2 separate regions of the Homo sapiens genome follow, and region 2 is linked to region 1. A link is a contact called in ENCODE Hi-C data. All regions are on one chromosome and are shown on one strand. The core of a region is the stretch at or near the end of the contact, and the rest is flanking DNA. Distances in the headings are between cores, read along the strand shown. Region 1 has its middle 160 kb from the start of RAI14-DT. Region 2 overlaps CAPSL (calcyphosine like).

Region 1 (6,500 bases), core at 2,178-4,677:
AAAGAAGTGGGGCCTTTAGGAGGTGATTGAGTCAAAAGGATGGATCCCTCATGAATGGGATTAGTGCCCTTATAAAAGAGGTCCAAATGAGCTTATTCACCTCTTCCACAGCATGAGGACACAGTGAAAAGTTCATCTCTGAACCAGAGAGCTAGTGCTCAGCAGACACGGACCCTGCTGGAAACTTGGTCTTGAACTTCTCAGCATCCAGAACCATCAGAACTGAATTTCTATTGTTTATAAGCCACCTAGGTTATGGTATTTTGTTACAGCAGCCTGAACAGATTAATATTTTTAAAATTTTTTTATCCTAATATTTTTTAATGTCACAGCAAACCTAGAAGTGCCTCTTTTTCACACCCTCCTATCCCCCCCAAAAAAATCAAGAAACAGAAATGCAGCCCTATGTGTGATAAACCTATGTAATATTTGCAACCCCAACTGCGATATCTGATGAAAGAATGCCAAACCCACTGCAAGTCAAACAGGAAGGCAGGGAGGAGCTGAGAGAGGTGGGGGACACCAGAGAGTAGGAGCCAAGTTTAGCCCCTGTGAGAAGTTGAGAATGTGGTGCTGAGAGAGGATTCACTCAGATTCAGATTCACATATGCACAGGAAGCAGTCTATCTGGGAGACAGGAGGAAGCAAGCGTTTCCACACTGCATTATGAGTAACTCTGCAGCTGCTGTCAATTATCTGGAGAGAAACACAGGCTAAACTATTCACCCACCCAAACAACCCCAAGTCATAAGAAACAGCACAGTGATCCAGGGAGAATTCCTGCTAGCTCTGTGTGTCAGTTATCAATTGCTGTGTAACAAACCATCCCCACAACATAGTGGCTCAAAACAACTATTTTACTGGCTAAAGACCCTGTGGGTAAGCAGTTTGGGCTGTGTTCAGTCAGACAGTTCTTTGGGTGGTCTCCCTCAGGGTCATTCATGAGGCTGTAGTCCTCCTCTTCTTTGAGTGTCTCTGGATGTGACCTCCTTCATGTGTCCCGCAGTTGGAGCTGGAAAAACATTTTGCTGGCCTCAGACTTTCCCCATAACAACCTACAAGACTAGAAGTCAATAGCACAATGCCTTCCAGGTTTCAAGAGAAAAAAGTAACCTAAAAAGAAAGCTATAGTACGATGTTTTTGAATGTACAAGAATTCAGGGAATATAGTTTCCATATGCTCTCTTTGAATTAATCACTAGGGGAAGAAAAGGTGAGGTTTAGTCATGGGCTGAACTGGGTCTCACCCCCTCCAAATTCATGTGTTCAAGTCCTAAACGCTGGTACCTCTGAATGTGATATATCTGGACATAGAGACTTCAAAGAGGTAATTAAGATAAAAAGAGGTCATATGGAAGGGTCCTATTCCAATATGACTGATGTCCTTATAAGAGGAGGGAAGTTAAACACAGACAATTACAGAGAGAAAACCACGGCCATCTATCAATGAGGCAGTCCTCAGAAGGAACCAACCCCACTGACTTTGATCTTGAGTTTCTAGCTTCCAGAATTGTCAGAAAATAAATTCCTGTTGTTTAAGCCACACAACCTTTGGTACTTTGTTCTGGCAGCCCTGGCTGGCTAATATGCCGACCAAGAACAATTACTTAAACTAATGAAAACAGAAGAGGGATGAGCATTGAACCGTTTCACCATAGGACCAACTCTAAACCAAATGTGGTTAATAAATTGCACATTAAGGCCAGGTGTGGTGGCTCACACCTATAATTCTATCACCTTGGGAGGCTGAGGTGAGTGGGTCACTTGAGCCCAAGATTTCGAGACCAGCCTGGGCAACATGGCGAAACACTGTGTCTACAAAAAATACAAAAATTAGCCCAGCATAGTGGCTCACACTTGTAGTCCCAGCTATGTGGAAGGCTGAGGTGGGAGGATTGCCCAGGAAGAGGAGGCTGCAGTGAGCCAAGATTGCACCACTGCACTGCAGCCTGGGCAACAGAGTAAGACTCCGTGTGTGTGTGTGTGTGTGTGTGTGTGTGTGTGTGTGTGTGTGTGTGTGTATTGAGAGACAGAGAGAAAAAACATTTAGCAGAATTTCTCTAAGTGCATAAACCTGATTTTAAGAGACCTGGGGTCCAGTTGTGCCCAGGTCTCCAAGTAACACCTACCTTGGGCGAGTCCTTTGGGTTCTCAAGTTAGTTACACTTTGCTCCATGGAAACGAGTGACTTTCAAAGTGGGCTCTAGAGAATATTAGGCATTTGGCATGAGAACCTCAGGAACTACCAAGAGGATCAGGGAGCGAGTCTGTGGGGCCTGGACCCTTCCCCACTTCTCGGGCACCCCCATGGGCTTCTCAGTAAGATTTCACTGGAGGGCAGGTTACTGTGGCTTAAGAAAACCTGAACACCTGCAAACTGGTCATTTCTGAGTTCTGTTCCTAGTCAAAAGCCATCAGCATTTTAAGTTGTGTTTCGTACCTTTCGCCTTAAGAAAATGCAAGGTCTGTTGAGTAGTTACATGGGATTTGCCTGAAAGTGGGGGTGTTAGCAAGTGTGTTGCTACCCAAGGCCTACCACGGGGGCAGAAGCCAAGCCTGGCTCCCTCTCTTTCAGGACGGGGCCTCCTGTGGGAAGTGGATGCTGCTGCCAAGGACCGAGAGGTGATTGACTGAAGAAGCTGCATAGGGAGGGAATCTCGGGAGCTGGCTGCCAGGCTCTGGAGTGCCCTCAGAGGAAGAGCTCGGAGTGACCGCTCATCCTAGTGGGCAGAAATAGGAAGGCAGGGAGGAATAGGAGAAATAGGAAGCAGATCTTCAGCATCGGTCCCTTCCCCTCCTCCCCAGCTCACGGCTTGGTTCTCACAACCAAACCTCGGCGGGGCTAGAAATTCTCGCTCACAAGCCAACAAACGGCAAGTAATAGCTTCTAAAAGGCTCGCCTAGGATTTCTCCTCAAACTATCCTTGAAGAGCCCACCTAGAAGGTGGCATCCCCCACATACTCGGTACCATTGCAGGCTACACTCTTTTAGGAGTAGAACGCAGTCTTTGCTCTCTGTCAGGACTTCTGAAATGTTTTTATTGGAGCTGGAGGCTGTTTTCAAGGTGTGTGGGGGTGGGTGAAAGGGGAGGAGTAGCCACATACCACATGAATAGCCACTCAGAATTGTCTGAGGAGAGACTGACAGAAGGTTCCCCTGGGACTCAAGCAGTTGTTTCTTTTCCAGGAAATTTCAGACAAGTTCATAGACCACCATGAGCTTGCAAATAAACTGTTAATAAAGAGACTTCCAGATGGGCTGGAGCAGGAAAGGGGAAACCCTGAGGCCGTTCAGCAAACAAAACAGAAAAACAAGGTGGGATCCAGAAGACAGGGAGGCTGAACGTTAACCTGGCTGGGGAGACCATGGGCCACAGGAAATTGTCCAGCGCTCACGCTGCAGAGGCTCTGAAGGCAGAGGACCATCAGGCTCTGGCAGCCAGCCAGGGTGATCGAGGTCTATTTGACTGGGCTTCAAATGGCTCCTTGGAGACCTAGTGTTGGACAAGAATTGAGTAGAGCAGCCAGTTGCCTGATGTGAGTCCCCACAGCACAACTTGGATGTGTTTTTCATGTGATTTAAGAGCTCTGGTTGCCTCTCAAAGGGAACAGAGTGCAGCTGGCCCATAAAGCTGTCGTTGTTTGGGGTTTTGGAAAATTCTCTTCTGAGAGGGTCAGAACAACCCTGAGTCGTGACCAGGGCCAGAGCTCAAGCTACTCAGGGAAACCGCGGTCCCAAGGGTGGTGGGGTCAGCCAGCCAAACACCTAATCAGGGCTGCAGCTTTCCACATGGGTGGGAGCCTGTGCATCGGTCTCACAGGGTCTCAATTCCACTTCCTAGGTGGTCTGAGACCTAGCAGTTCTCCAAGAGGAGGCAATTACTGTAAGCGGGGAAGCAAGGAGAAGCGGGGAAGCAATGATTCTACTGATGGTCCACACCAGTCCCACACTTTGTCATGGAAGATTCAGTTCCAACAAACCCCACAGGCAGGAATTCAACTCCCAATGGAGCTAGAAACTTCTACTTCTTTTTTTTTTTTTTTTTGAAACAGAGTTTTGCTCTTGTTGCCCAGGCTGGAGTGCAATGGCGCGATCTCAGCTCACTGCAACCTCTGTCTCCCGGGTTCAAGTGATTCTCCTGCCTCAGCCTCCTGAGTAGCTGGGATTACAGGCATGTGCCACAATGTCCAGCTAATTTTTGAATTTTTAGTAGAGACAGAGTTTTGCCATGTTGGCCAGGCTGATTTCGAACTCCTGACCTCAGGTGATCCACCCACCTCGGCCTCTCAAAGTGCTGCGATTACAGGCATGAGCCACTGCACCCAGCCTTCTACTTCTTAAATAATATTTTCTGAAACCCTGAGATGTTGCAACGTTGTTCTACTCCCACTCCAATTTAGAACATCACTCAGTTATTTATTTCTTTATTCATTTATTTGGCAAATATTTAATACTCGCTGGATGTAAAACAACAGCAACAACAACAATAACATGGCCTGGCACTGTGCTAACCACTACAGTGAAAGAACAGATACAGTTCTCCTCTTTATAGATCACACAGTATCGTGGAGGAAACAGGTATTATTTCTTTTATTTATGTAATACTCGCATAATCTCTGCTATGCACAGAGCACTGCTCTAAGCACTTTACAAATATAAACAGTTAATCCCCTCCACAACCCTATGAAGTAGGTGATATTAATATCTCTATTTTTACAGATGAGGAAACTGAGGCACCAGACATTAAAATAACTTTCCCGGGATCACACAGCTGGGAAGCGCTTAAATCCAGGTAGTCTAGCTCCAGCACTCAGGCCCTCAAATGCTACAGTTAGGCTGCCTTTCAAGCAGATAAATGCTAATCAATAGACTATCCAGAAATGAAGACTGTGCTCGGCACTCTGAAAGAAAGCCAGGAAAGAGCAAGGGGATTTTTCACATTGGTTGAGAGTCAGGGTAGACTTCTCTGCAGAAGGAACAGAAAGGAGGAAGATTGCTCCAAGCAGGGAAAATTGCAAAAGTAAAGGCCCTTGAGTAAACAAATCTTAGTGAATTCAAGGACCTTCGAAAGAGGTTAGAGTCATCAGAGGGCAAAGGGCACATGAAGAGATGAGGTTGCAAGGGAAAAGGGTACGCAGTGTCAGGCCAGACTCAATTTTGTTTGGTGGTTCTCAAAGTAAAGTGGAAAAAAGGGCCGATCTTTAGGAAAACAGCCATAGGAAATAGAATGATCAAGTAGGGGAGCTTCATGTTTTCATTTTGAGAAGGGCCCCTGATATGATGTGGCTCTGCTTCCCCACCGAAATCTCATCTCAAATTGTAATCCCCATATGTTGACGGAGGGACCTGGTGGGAAGTGATTGGATCATGGGGGTGATTTTCCCCATGCTGGTCTCGTGATAGTGAGTGAGTTCTCACCAGAGCTGGTGGTTTTAAAGTGTGGTACTTCCTGTCTCTCCTGCTGCCTTGTGAAGAAAGTACTTGCTTCCCCTTTGCCTTCCACCATGATTGTAAGTTTTCTGAAACCTCCCCAGCCATGCAGAGCTATGAGTCAATTAACCCTCTTTTGTTTATAAATGACTCAGTCTCAGGCAGCTTTTTATAGCAGTGTGAGAATGGACTAATACAACCCCATAGCACATTTCACAAATGTCTAATCCTCACAACCACCCTGGAAGGAAACAGATCAGATAGATTTAACCCCTTTGCGATATCCCACCCACCTTCCTAATGCCTGTCCCCTCTCCTGTGTTTCTGCTGGTATAATCTCAGTTTTGTTCTGGGAAACCTATGTCTAGCCCCACACAAATACCCCTGTCCTAGCCTGCCCTGTAGCCAGGGGTGGCCTTGTACACTGCCTTGGCAGAAGAGACATCAGTGCAAATCTGCTGGGAGTCTGGGGAGCCCTTCGCTTTTCCTAATAGGCATAAACTTGGGTCCATGGGCTCATCACCACCTCCCCTTTCTTCCTATCTGGAGAAGGACAGGATGTCTACAGCTGTAAAAGCCATCATGCAACTGTGGTGGGACAAGTATAGGAGAAAGGCCAAGAGATGCTCTGAGAAGCTGACCCTGAACCAATGCCGGCAGCCACCCACAGCTAGACTTCTTGCTATGACTTCGTTTCAGCATTTTTAAGTTTTAGGGCTTGCATTCTCTACCTAAATGAAGCATCTGTTTTTATTTATTTATTTATTTTTTATTTTTCCAAGACAGAGTTTCACTCTTGTTTCCCAGGCTGGAGTGCAATGGCACGATCTTGGCTCACGGCAACCTCCACCTCCCAGGTTCAGGTGATTCTCCTGCCGCAGCCTCCTGAGTAGCTGAGATTACAGGAGTGCACCACCACGCCCGGCTAATTTTCACATTTTTAGTAGAGACGGGGTTTCACCATGTTGGTCAGGCTGGTCTCGAACTCCTGACTTCAGGTGATCCACCCGCCCCAGCCTCCCAAAGTGCTGGGATTACAGGCATGAGCCACCACGTCCAGCCAAAACAC
Region 2 (6,500 bases), core at 2,761-5,260, 1.4 Mb after region 1:
TCACTCATATTGTCCATAGTCTTAGTCCTCCATGGGGGCTTAAGAAGCCTTGTTCACCCACGGGTCCCTGAGATGTGTCCAATGCCTGGCCCATGGCAGGCTCTTGATGGAGTTTCTTATAATGCACAGGACCTGCCCTCAGGAGGCTCACAATCTCCTTTCCCTTTTGGTTTCTCAGTCCTTAAAACTATTCACACTCAGAGGACAGAGGGTGGGAGAACAGGAGCTACCCAGCTGAGAGAACCCCATTGGCAGTGAGCTATCAGTTATCTGACAAGCAATACCAGTGTCCCTGGAAGTGATGGAGAAATGATTGCCCGAGAGCAAAATTCCAAATTCTGCAATTAGGGCTAACTGGCTGTTCCTTCCTCCCTCTTCCACCCTGGCCTTTATTATCACAGCTGCAGAGAGAGTCCCTCTCATTGTCCTGGTAGGCATCTCCATGCCAGGGCACATGCTGCTTCTCCCTTTACCTCATATTTTCCCAGAGCTGCACTGTCTTGTAGCAGATATGAGTCTTGCCGAATCTGGGACTAAGATCCAAAAACTGTCACAAGGGACCTCATAGATCAACTCTTCTAAACTCTACATTTTACAAATAAGGAACTGAGCCCCTAGGAGGAGATGACTTCCCCAAGACCACGTGGCCAACATTAGCCTCACCTGGCAGAGTCATTCCTTCCCGCTCCATTCCCTGCCACTTGTAGCTGGGTCCTACCTGCCAAGTCCTTTGATCCCAGCAGAGCCCCTGGCCAGGCACTGCAGTCGGAGTCTTTCAATGGGGTCGGTGGCCGTGGTGAGCTTTTTCTTGGCCTGGATCGCCATCTCTCGGTCATGGCGCGCTGTCCCTGCCATCTGAGGGGAAGCCATAGCATGTTAGCAAAGTCCAGGCCTCGCCGCTGCCTCTGGCTGGGCAGAGTGACAGAAGCCTCACTGAGAAGGAAATTTACAGCCTTCTCTGTCAGGAAACCTCTCAGAATTTCCAATTTTTCTCTATGCCAACTGTGTGCCTGGCATATTTATAACTTACTTATCTAGTCCTGAGGACATCTGGTTTCTCCAGCCTAGACAATAATCTTAAATATATCACCATTTCCCAAGATGTTTTGATCTTTCTGAAGCCCTCTTCCATCCATAAAAGAAGTGCAATTTCTCTATACTCTCTTTTTTGAACCAACATTATATACCATATTATTTTATGTAGAATTTTCCATATTCCCTTGACCCTCACATTTAATGTTCTCCTCTTTGGTCTAAACATTGATTTTGTTGCTTCTGTCTTGAATGAGATTTTCAGCACTTGATCCTTAATGATTCTTACCAGTAATGGGTATGGTCTCCTTGATTCACAGGTTAGTATCCACTAACACCTAATGAGGTTCTTAGGATGGGTGCAGTGAAGTGCTGTCTCCTGAGTGGTCCCCAAGGGACGTACAAACTCTTGTAGCCACACTTGAGCTCTCAAAGCTTGCACAACAGTGGGAAGAGCACTTAGCTGGGGGCCTGGAGACCTGGGTTATAGTCCTGACTCTTCAATCCCCACCCCTCAACTCCCCCAACCCCTCACCCCCATCTGCCTGGTAACCTGCCTGTGAGTGAATCTCACAGCCTGTTTCCTCCTCTTTTAACTGGGAGGATTGGATAAGATGGTCTTTAAATTCCATCCCAGCTTCAAAAAACACTAATTCTCATAAGTCCACATATTCAGTAAATGGGGGATTCTGGAAGTTACCTGTGAGTCGTGAATGAAAAGAATGAGAGGCAAGAGGCTCGAAGGATGTGCAAAGGACAGCATGCAATGTGCAGAAAAAAAAAAAAAAACGGTATTAGAATGTGGTTCCACCCTGGCTTCGAGGCTCCCTCCCCAGTCAAATTCTGGCACTTCCCCTAAGTGCTACATTAGGACTGAATTATTTTCATCAAAGACAGCAACCTGCAGATTCACAACCTCGTCTATGCCAAGAGTGTTGTTCTCCTATACACCCTGAAAGGTCTCCCATAGAGGGTACTCCTTATTTGACTTTTGGGAAAGGGAATCTCATCAAGCCAATAACTGAGGCCAGAATAGACAATTCAGGGATGCATACACTTAACGTGGCCACTTTCTTGCAGCCTCCACCGAGCCAAGGTACAGGATCCCTCTTTCTTGCCCTGTATTCAGATTCCCAGTATGTGGATGAAGGTGGGAGCAATTCCTTTCAGTTCTCTTGAACCTCGGGTCAAGAAGGAGACCTGTCTACGTCCCAGCTCTTTACTCCACATTAGGAAAAACTTGCTCTGTCTAAAGCTACACAGTCTTCCTCTGCTTCCACTGGCACCTAAGCAGAGGTTCCCTGGAACTCCAGACGGTGGCACACCCTGCGCTTAGAGACTTCCATCTCCGTTCTTGCCAGGCACACACAAGGAGCATGTTCCAATTCTCATCCAACAGGGACACCTGCAGCCAAGACTGTGCCCTTCCTGGCAGCTTTAGCTTTCTAATAACTGGCGTTTGCTTATTACTATTTTGTTACCTGACCTCAAGCTGACAATTCCCAGAGCTCGTTCCCAGCTTCAGCACTAACTGTCCCCTTATTAACAGCCAGAATCCTGAGTCACAGACAAGACCACCAATTCACTCATCTAGCCATGTCCTGCTGTCTTACTCATCCTTGCCTGAGCCATTCTCTTGCCCTGACCATATTCTGCTAGTGGCATGCGCCCCATCCCCACCCCAACCCCTATGGAAGCAGGAACTGGTGTCAACAACATGCCCTTCTCATTCTCTAAACCCACCTCAGAGTCTTGATCCTTCCCAGGACCACCATCATCTTTCCTGACCCTTGACCTTGCTTCATGATACTTGCCCAATGGCTGTCCCCAGCCACTCACCTCCCATTCTCATTTCCCATGACATCTCCCCTACCTTGTCCACCTTATTCATTTTGCTCTGGTTTTTCCCTGCCATCCATGACAGTAAGTGAGAATGAAGAGAAACAGAGACTAAAAACCAGTCATGGAGAGAAAGTGAGATCCAGCTCCTGGATCTGGGACAGATCCCCAGTGGGACCCTCTTTGCACACCTTCAGAATAATATTAAAGGCATCAGTGGTGCCCCCACTAGGTAGTAAGCATGTGTCCAGTTCCCACAAAAACCCCTTGAGTTGAACTGAAAACAGGAACTCAAACAAATGCACATATACCCATGTTTATAGCAGCATTATTCACAACAGCCAAAAGGTAGAAACAAACCAAATGTCCACCTATGGATAAAGGGATAAGCAAATTGTGGTATAGCCATACAGTGAAACATTCTTCAGCCATAAAAAGGAACACAGTACTGATAGATACCACAATGTGGACAAACCTTGGCCATGTTATGCTAAGTACAAGAAGCCAGACACAAAATGTCACACATTGTACGATTTCATTTATGTGAAATATTCAGAATAGGCAAATTCATAGAGACAGAAAGCAAATTAATGGTTGCAAGGGGCTGGGGTGGGAGGGCCAGTGGGGAGTGACTGCTTAATGAATGTAAAGTTTCCTTCAGGGGTAATAAAAATGTTTTGGAACTTGACATAGACGGTGGTTTATCAACATTGTGAATGTAATATACACTTTAAAATTGCTAATTTATGTTATGTGTATTCATCTCAATAAAATAAAACCCATGCACAGATGTTACTAGCTAGATTTAGTCATTCCACAATTATACATACTTCAAAACATCATGTTATACAAAGTAAATACATACAACTTTATCTGTCAATTTAAAAAAAAAATTTAAAGTGTGCTGGGCACGTAGTCATCCTGGTAAATTAGCAAAGGTTAAAAAAGAAAAACAAGCCTATGAGCTAGTTACTACTATTATTGGTATTTCACAGATAAAGAAATTAGGATGCAGAGAAATCAGGTAACTTGCCCAAGTCGCACGGAAACATGACTCACAGTAATCCACATGCTGTTAGAACTGTATGACCCTTGAAGATTCTCTAGTGCAACCTCATTTTGCAAACTTGGAAACTAAGGCTTGGGTTGGCAAAGTGACTTGCTCAAAAGTCCTGGCCAAGACCAAAACAGACGGCTTCTGATTCCTAAGGGCTCTTTCTGCTTCATCATGTTTGTGGTTTGTGAAATAACATATAAGAATCTCAAAGCACAGTTTGATGGTGCTTTCTCATAGGAAAGTGGGATCGAGTCCAGGAAGGCAAGAAACTGCCAGCCCAGTACCTCAGGCTGTCCCACCTCTTGAGGCTGACCCTACCCAGCGATGATGTTGGCAGTTTATTTCTGGAGTCTAATAAATTCAAGGGGAAAAAAGTCCATTCTCTCCTGCTAGCCTACCGTGAAACTTGAAATGCCCATAGTAAGCATCCCTTTTAATCATTGAATCACCCAGTTCACCAACCACTAGCTAACTGTATTGTGTACTCTTTTCGAGGCACTATGCTGGAATAGAGTGTGGGAGTGTGAGGAATTACTCAGAGGAGCAAGCCCTTGAATAGCCTAGAGTCTTCATTAGTTTGAATCCTGATCTCCTGTATTTAAGCAGAAGGGAAAAGTTTATTAAGCACCGGGGCTTTTAAGGAAGGCAGGATTGCACAGGATCTCAAGTGCATAAGGGAGATGCTCAGCTTTGAAGTTTCAATAAAGGCGCCAGGCACCAGGGCAAGAGTCAGTCCCCAAACATATGTCACCGACTTCATAGCAGTGCACAAAGTGTCTCTGCCTGTAGAAGACTCTGTCTGAACCTTAAAGATCCGGTGTGGTGACAACGGAGCGCATCCCTGTGCAAGGCGAAGAGGCTGCGCTCCCGACGCACTTGGCCGCAGCGCCACCACGTGTTCTCAGGCGTCTGCACATTCCCCCGGCCAGGCATGCGGTTCAGTCTCTGCCTTCCACACAGGTCTGCTAAGAGCTCAGGAAGCGCCATGCACTGTGCTAGGGGTAGGATGAAAGCAGGACCAAGACAACGCTTACAGCCTGGGGGCTGAGCAGGGGATGCAATCACAAGAGGACGGGAGGCTTACCTGGCCTGGGAGTGGGGCTTTCTGAGGACCTCTCAGAGGAGGTGATGTCTAAACTTTCATCCTAATGGAAGGTGGTAGTTATCGAGGCTGGGGACGTGGGGATAGAAGGATATTTTAGATAGCAGGTGTACCAACTACTCAGACTAAGGTGAGAGAGAAAACAATATAATTAGGAAAGTACAAGTATTTCAGTATGGTTGGAGAACAGAGGTATGGGTGGCAGGGGGAGATGAACAGTAGTGAAGATTCGGAGGAAGTAGGGAAAGGGGAATTGTGGGTAAAGATGAAACTGACCAGGCGGGCAGCCATCAGATCCCAAAGAGCCTGGGGTGCCAGGGTGGGATTTGGATTTTCTCCTGAGAGCAACAGGAGACCGCAAAGTTTTCTTAAAAAGGGAAAAATTCTTCTTAAAAAAGGAAAAAGTCTTCTTAAAAGGGGAAGAAGTCTTCTTAAAAAACAGGAGACCACAAAAAAGGGAAAAAGTCTTCTTAAAAAACAGGAGACCACAAAGTCTTCTGGCCGGGCGCGGTGGCTTACGCCTGTAATCCTAGCACTTTGGGAGGCAGAGACGGGCGGATCACCTGAGGTCAGGAGTTCAAGACCAGCCTGGCCAACATGGTGAAACTCCGTCTCTACCAATATACAAAAATTAGCCGGTCATGATGGCGGTTGCCTGTAATCCCAGCTACTCGGGAGGCTGAGGCAGGAGAATCGCTTGAACCCAGGAGACGGTGGTTACAGTGAGCCAAGATCGCGCCACTGCACTCCAGCCTGGGCGGCTGAGCTAGACTCCGTCTCAAAAAAAAAAAAAAAAAAACGAAAAAACGGGAAAGGCCGTTTGCATTGTAAAGTGAGAAGAATGGATAGGAAGGCGGGACAGGCTAGCCAATAGGAGACTGTTGTTTCCAGCTATGCTGCCTGGACCGTGTGGACGGAGAGAGAAGAAGAGATAGGAGATGGCCAGTGGCAGAACGTGCAGTTTGAGGGAGAGGGCGGACTCGGGGCTGGCATCCAGAGCTGTTGCTTGCGCTCTCCACTCTCACCCTCCAGTGGCTGGCAGCAAGGGAGGATATTCACAGAAGCCTGGAGATTTGGGGCAGAGGCAGAGTGTAGCTACGGTAGCAATGGTCCCATTAAGGCTGTCTCATTCCACTGTCCTCCCGGTGCACAACCAACTGCCACGCCAAACTCTCTCCCGCCTGGATTTTGCGAATTATTGTAGGAAGGATGTGGAAAGCTGTAAATGCATGGGGTCTGTATCTTCATGGTTCCCTCCGTAAGGTTCAGAGACAGATTTAAGAGGACCCTTGGAAGAGGGAACTGCTCTAGCCCTAGCCTGCATCTATTGACTTGTCTTTGGTGCTCCCTGGTGGCAGTAAGCTGAATTACATCTCTCTTCCTTTCTCTGTTCCTCTCCATCTGCAGCCAACTACCTGCAAACACAGAAGGGGATCTTATTGCTAAAGAGGCAACCCTAGAGATCGTTGA

Evidence for each region. A loop is a pair of places that touch in the nucleus more often than their neighbours do. Pooled maps may share reads with other maps.
Region 2: a pooled map shows a loop between it and region 1 (4-fold over the local background). The contact joins two enhancer-like sites. A Hi-C loop is called at or near these places in 5 of 168 maps with a recorded cell type or tissue (CD4-positive, alpha-beta memory T cell, heart left ventricle and naive thymus-derived CD4-positive, alpha-beta T cell), 1 of 37 single-sample maps with no recorded cell type and 16 of 50 pooled maps.

Annotation. Positions count from the first base shown.
Region 1 is chr5:34,493,729-34,500,228 of GRCh38, forward strand. No RefSeq gene overlaps it. Among named protein-coding and RNA genes, the nearest start is that of RAI14-DT, 160 kb to the right of the region's middle. RefSeq lists enhancers at 5,431-5,580, 6,031-6,100. Within about 2 kb of position 3,428, at least 10 of the 41 ENCODE cell types and tissues checked have a DNase peak (open chromatin) inside an H3K27ac peak, as active enhancers do.
Region 2 is chr5:35,920,266-35,926,765 of GRCh38, forward strand. It overlaps CAPSL (calcyphosine like), which reads right to left. Exons shown (of 5, transcript NM_001042625.2): 2 at 719-855. The coding sequence starts at 855. Among named protein-coding and RNA genes, the nearest start is that of CAPSL, 15 kb to the right of the region's middle. RefSeq lists a silencer at 4,662-4,956 and enhancers at 6,154-6,203, 6,294-6,373. Within about 2 kb of position 4,011, at least 3 of the 41 ENCODE cell types and tissues checked have a DNase peak (open chromatin) inside an H3K27ac peak, as active enhancers do.